Linked DNA regions of Homo sapiens: region 1 is linked to region 2. The links are chromatin contacts, found by Hi-C or POLR2A ChIA-PET in ENCODE. All regions are on one chromosome and are shown on one strand. The core of a region is the stretch at or near the end of the contact, and the rest is flanking DNA. Distances in the headings are between cores, read along the strand shown.

What was found. A loop is a pair of places that touch in the nucleus more often than their neighbours do. ChIA-PET counts read pairs that join two places held with the same protein, here RNA polymerase II (POLR2A).
Region 1: a map of B cell shows a loop between it and region 2 (21-fold over the local background). The contact joins the promoter of CAPZB here to the promoter of CPLANE2 in region 2. A Hi-C loop is called at or near these places in 1 of 168 maps with a recorded cell type or tissue (B cell). POLR2A ChIA-PET finds 5 or more read pairs at or near these places in 1 of 52 experiments (Panc1).

What each region holds. Positions count from the first base shown.
Region 1 is chr1:19,484,105-19,486,804 of GRCh38, forward strand. It overlaps CAPZB (capping actin protein of muscle Z-line subunit beta), which reads right to left and starts at 1,435. Exons shown (of 9, transcript NM_004930.5): 1 at 1,332-1,435. The coding sequence starts at 1,334. It also overlaps a transcript of LOC105376819 not described here. RefSeq lists enhancers at 1-220, 221-728, 729-1,237 and silencers at 1,142-1,251, 1,282-2,011.
Region 2 is chr1:16,235,869-16,238,568 of GRCh38, forward strand. CPLANE2 (ciliogenesis and planar polarity effector complex subunit 2) reads right to left here and starts at 1,315. Exons shown (of 5, transcript NM_030907.4): 1 at 763-1,315. The coding sequence starts at 874. RefSeq lists an enhancer at 808-1,352 and a silencer at 1,193-1,372.

The DNA of each region.
Region 1 (2,700 bases), core at 185-2,684, 3.2 Mb after region 2:
CTCAAAAGTCTGGATAGCATCTGCCTTCTTTACCAAAACAAACACCACGAGCGGAGCCAGCACTCTCCCTAGGCGTTCTGCTCACCTGATCCGAGGGACTTCCATAATCAGCAGTTCCAACCCTTGCAAGCTGACAGTTCAGAGGGAAGGGGAGGCTGCGCCTGCTTGGGTGCATCGTGTCCAGGCCATATGCTGGATCCAGGGCCTGGTGGCCCCCCAAGGCCACGGCCTCACAAGGGCGATTGTGCGTTCATCCTTGTCCTGTGGGCCACCCATCCTCGCCCCTCGGCTCCCACTCAGGCCCGGGCGCCGTGGACCCCGGCCTGCCCTGCAGAATGCTTCGCACGCACAGCACCCACGGCGGCAGCCTCGAGAAGGGCCCGCAGAGCAGCGCGCTGCCTTCTGGGCACACCGATGCCCGCCCTTCCCTCGCTGGCTCCTAGGCGGCCTCCCTAGAAGCGGCAACTGAGAAGGCACAGCACCGGGACCACCCCATCCCTGATGGAGAGCTCCCCTCGCTCCCCAAAGGCTGCAAAGAAGGCGCGCCCCAGGTACAGGGAAGGGGACCCTGGGTCGTGCACCAGGCAGGGGGCAGGACCCTGATGAGAGGCTCAGGGCGGGGACCGAGCGGGGCTGACGCAGGTTACGCTAGGAGTGGCGAAAAGTCCAGGGAAGGGGATCATGGTGGGGAGGGGGCAGTGAGGTCCAGACGGGGGCCATGGGCGGAGAAGAGGAGGTCCAGATTTAAGTTCACAGAGAGAAGAGGAGATTCAGGCTGAGGCCACGGAGAAGAGGGGAAGCAAACCTAGGCCGCTGCAGAAGGGGCTGACCGGGGTCCAGCCTGAGGCCATGGAGAAGGCAAAGGGGGAGGGACAGAGGGAGGCAGCGGCCTAGCCTGGGCCATGGCAGGGAGAAACGACGGCCTAGCCTGGGCCGGAGAGACGGGGGAAAGCAGACCTAGCCCTAGACCGGGGGAGGAAGGGGGCCCACGCCAGGGTCACCGAGGGGGTGCCTGGCTGGGGACACGGTTCGGGAGGGAGGGTCTAGCCTGGGCTATGGGAGAGACCAGCCTGAACACAGAGGTAGTGAGTGGGACTCCAGCTTGCGCCAAGGGCGGGGGCTGGGAGCGGGGGCAGGGTCACTGCCACCCAAGTCGTCCGCGCCGGCGGCACCCTCCTGGGCGGGGAGGGACCGGGTCCACCCAGGGTCCGGGACCCCGCCCCTCCCCCACCCCGGGAAGCCACCCGTCCCAGGCCAGGGATGGGCAGGGGGAGGGGGACGCGAGCTCCGGAGGGGCCCCCGGGCCGGGGAGGGGGCCGTGCGGCCTTTACCATGGTGGCGGCGGCGGCGGCGGTCCCGGTCCCGGCGTCAGTGGCTCTCCCCCCCGCAGCAGGGCCCGGCGCTTCCACTTCCCCGGGTGCCCAGGAGTGAACATCCGGGTCAGCACCCCCCTCCCCCCGCGCCGGGCCGCCGCCACCTTCCTTCCCCGCCCCGGCCCGGCCCGGGCCCGCCCCCCACGCCGCCAGCTCGCGGCCAATGAGCGCGCGGGGCTGCGGCGATCGCCAAGTATGGAGAGCGGCGCGAGAGGCGGGCGCCGACGGGGTGCGGGGGCGGGGCCTGCGAGGCGGGGCGGGGCGCGGCGCTGCGCGGCGCGGCTGCCGGGAGTCCCCGGCACGGGTTGCGGGCCGGGGCGGAAAGGTCTCCTGGCTGTCTGAGGTCCAGTCCCCGACTCTGGGCCTGCAGCAGCGAGTGGCGGCGAGGGAACCGCACCCCACAGTCCCCGCGGGCGGGGATGCGGAAGGCACCGCGGCTGGGAGGGGACCGGCCCTCCGCGCCCCACCCCGTGCACGCGCTCACTCCTGCGGCGCACCCGGAACTGCCGCCGAGCGCGGACCGGCCCGGCCCAGCCCAACCCAGCCCAACCCAGCACTGGGGGAGCGCGCCGGGAGCGGGGCAGGAGCCCAGCGCTGCCGCTCGCTACGGCAGGATCTGGAGCGCCGCGCTGCACCTGAGCCCGGGCACGAATTGAGGAGCCTCGGGCTGACGCCATTTATTCAGCACCTACTATGTGCCAGGCCTTGTTTAGGCACCGGAAGATAACAGATAAGACATAAAGATCCCTGCCGGTATAGCTGCAGACAGAATATCTGTGAGGATGACACAGGTAGAGATTAGAAAATTAAGTTCAACAGGTCGGCCGCGGTGGCTCACGCCTGTAATCCCAGCACTTTGGAAGGCCGAGGCGGGCCAAGGTCAAGAGATCGAGACCATCCTGGCCAACATGGTGAAACCCCGTTTCTACTAAAAATACAAAAATTAGCTGGGCGTGGTGGTTCGCTCCTATAGTCCCAGCTACTCGGGAGGCTGAGGCAGGAGAATCGTTTGAACCCGGGGGCAGAGGTTGCAGTGAGCCAAGATCGCGCCACTGCACCCCAGCCTGGCGACAGAGCAAGACTCTGTCTCAAAAGAAAAAAAATTAAGTTCAACAAATGCTAGCTGTTATGAGTACTGTTGAATGTGCTACAGAGAACCATTCCATTAGCCCAGAAGGGCTTCCTCGCTCCACAAAGTGACTCAAGTTTCTCTCTCCCAATCTCTCTCTCTCTCTCTCAATCAAATATTTGTTAAGCTTAGTCTAGGTAGCAGGAGAGATCTGGATTGCTAACAATATCTGCCTCCGTGGCCTGTTTGCTTTGGTTA
Region 2 (2,700 bases), core at 65-2,564:
TGGGGTTTCGCCATGTTGGCCAGGCTGGTCTTGAACTCCTGACCTCAGGTGATTTGCCCACCTCGGCCTCCCAAAGTGCTGGGATTACAGGCCACTGCGCCCAGCCTTCTAGAGGGTCATTTTTTGAATTTAATATAATTTCTTTTAAAAAAACAAACAAACAGTTGACTTATTCACAAATTTTGGTTCTAGCTATCTCACTCTCTGGTCTTAAGTCTTCTGGCACCTTGCTTCTCCTGGCCAGAGCTGGGCTCCACAGCTGATTCCAGGCACCTCTGCCGGCCTGACAGCTGGGCCCTGCCTGGGTGAGTCAGTTTCACCATGGGGAACACCAGCGTCTCATCCCAGAGACAGCAGGACATGGAAGAGGCTCACCTCTATTTATTGGGGTGTGATCTTAGCCAAGTCTGTACCATGTGCTGTTGAGAGGTTAAATGGGCGTGCACTGTGTAACGTGCCCAACAGAGGGCCTGGCACCAGGGGAGTGCTCAATCAACTGCATCTCTGGTGACAGTGGTTGCTGGCAAGGTTTCTGCTGTTTCCATGTTCCTGGCTCTGACGATGGAATTAGCTCTAAGGAGATTTAGGTGTGGGGGTCCCAGAGCTAGGGCTTTCAGTCCCCCAGGCTGAAGACTGCTGAAGACTGCAGTGGAGCAGGCCCTCACTGCCCTGCCTCTCTGCTCTCCTCAGGGAGCAACAGGTGACACTCTTCTCCCCAGGGAAAGACAAGTGGCGGGCTAGAGGAAAGGGGGAGGCACTTACCAAACACCCGCCGGCGGTTCTTGCGCAGAATGCAAGCCAGGTACTCCTTGCCCTCGGCACTCTCGTGCCAGTTTGGGACAACCACCGAACCGGGCACGGGAGGTCTGGCCATGGCTGGGCACCGCGACGGGGTAGGGAGGTGACAGAATGCTGAGAGCAGGGAGTGGGAAGGGGAGTGACAGTACCAAGCCGGGCCTGTGATCCCTCTTAACTGCCCTCTGACTCTCCCGGGGGGCCCCAGAAAGTGCAGTCCCTCAGCCGCCTCTCTCCTTCGCAATGCTCCCTGGGGATAGTCATCCCATTACTGCCCATGGAGGGTATTCACACAGCCCCTCTCCCCTTGTCACCTCCGGGGGTCAGACAGCCCCGCTTCTCCTCTACCTTCTAGATCCCGACTCCCAGGGCTACCTAGCCCTCCCCGTCAGCAGTCCCGGCGGCGAACCGACCTGGGTGCCGAAGGCCCCTTTAAACGCCCACCCGCACTCCCGCCGCCCCAGCCCGCCGGGCCCACTTCCGCCCCGCCTGCGTCCGCCTTCTGCGCGTGCTGGCAGCTCCGGCGCAGGTGCGCGCGGCGCATGTGCGGAGGTTGTTGCCATGGAGACGCCGGAGGTTGGGTTGGGCGGGTTCCGGGAGGCGTTCGTCCCTCCTACAACGTCCGCAGCCTGCGCCGCGCGGTGGCTCTGGACTAGGCCTTTTCCTCTGGGTTGTGGATCCTCTTCTCTATGACTCCGTCCGATCCCTAGTCTTTCTTCCAAAACATCATGAAACCCCCCCTCCAGGAGCCTTTCATGCTTCTCTGTGTCTCAGTTTCCTCTTCTATAACGTGGACGTAACATGTTATTCCCTCCATAGCAGTGCTCCATATGTTTAGTTATGATTGTTGCTATTATTAATATTATTGCTCTATTAATCCTGCTTGGCAGGACCTCTAGATGACTTAAACATCTCTGGCTTCACTGATGGGGACACACACCAGCTCAGAGAGGTCAAGGGACTTGGCTCAAGTTTTAAAAAATGAGTCAGAGGCCCGCTGGATTGTATTTTTCATTCATTCATTCATTCAACAAATACTGAGCACCTAGCTGGGAATACAGTGGCCAACAAGAAGTCCCTGCTCTCCTGGAGCTGACTTTTCAGCTCTGAAACTCTGAGCTCCTCTCCACCGTTCCAGCACTGGACACCAGGCCTGTTACCCAGAAGGTGGGTGCTCAGTAAATGCCCACTGGTTGGAAAGAGTGCAGGTGGGTCATTACTGAGAGTTTGTCTATTACATTTAATTTTTACCATTATCTTTCCGCAATGCCTTCAAGTAGGGCAAATCACTGTTTTGAAAGGAATAATTTAGGAGTTAAGCTTTACCTAAGGCCACCCAAGTGCCAGACAGTGGGGACTTTACAGGGGTCACCTGATTTAATTCTATAAACAAACCTGTGTAAATAGTATTACCCTCTTGTACTGACGAAGACTCTCAGAAACATAACGTGACTTGTCTGAGGTCACACCGCACAGCTAGTCAGTGTGAAACCGACTCAGAACCCACAGCTGGCTGGGTGTGGTGGCTCACGCCTGTAATCCCAGCACTTTGGGAAGCTGAGGCGGGCAGATTGCTTAAGCTCAGGAGTTTGAGACCAACCTGGGCAACATAGTAAGACCCTGCCTCTACAAAAAAAAAAATACAAAAATTAGCCGGGCACAGTAGTGCACGCCTGTAGTCCCAGCTACTTGGAGGCTGAGATGAGAGGATTGCTTGAGCCCGGGAAATGGAGGTTGCAGTGAGCCGAGATCATGCCACTGCACTTCAGCCTGAGTGACAGAGCTAGGCCCTGTCAAAAAAAAAAAAAAAAAAAAAAAAAGAACCCACACTTACCTGACTCTAAAGTACTTATCTGTTCTGCCAGTTTGGGTTTTGTGTTTTTAAAACTTTGCCCCTAGCCACTA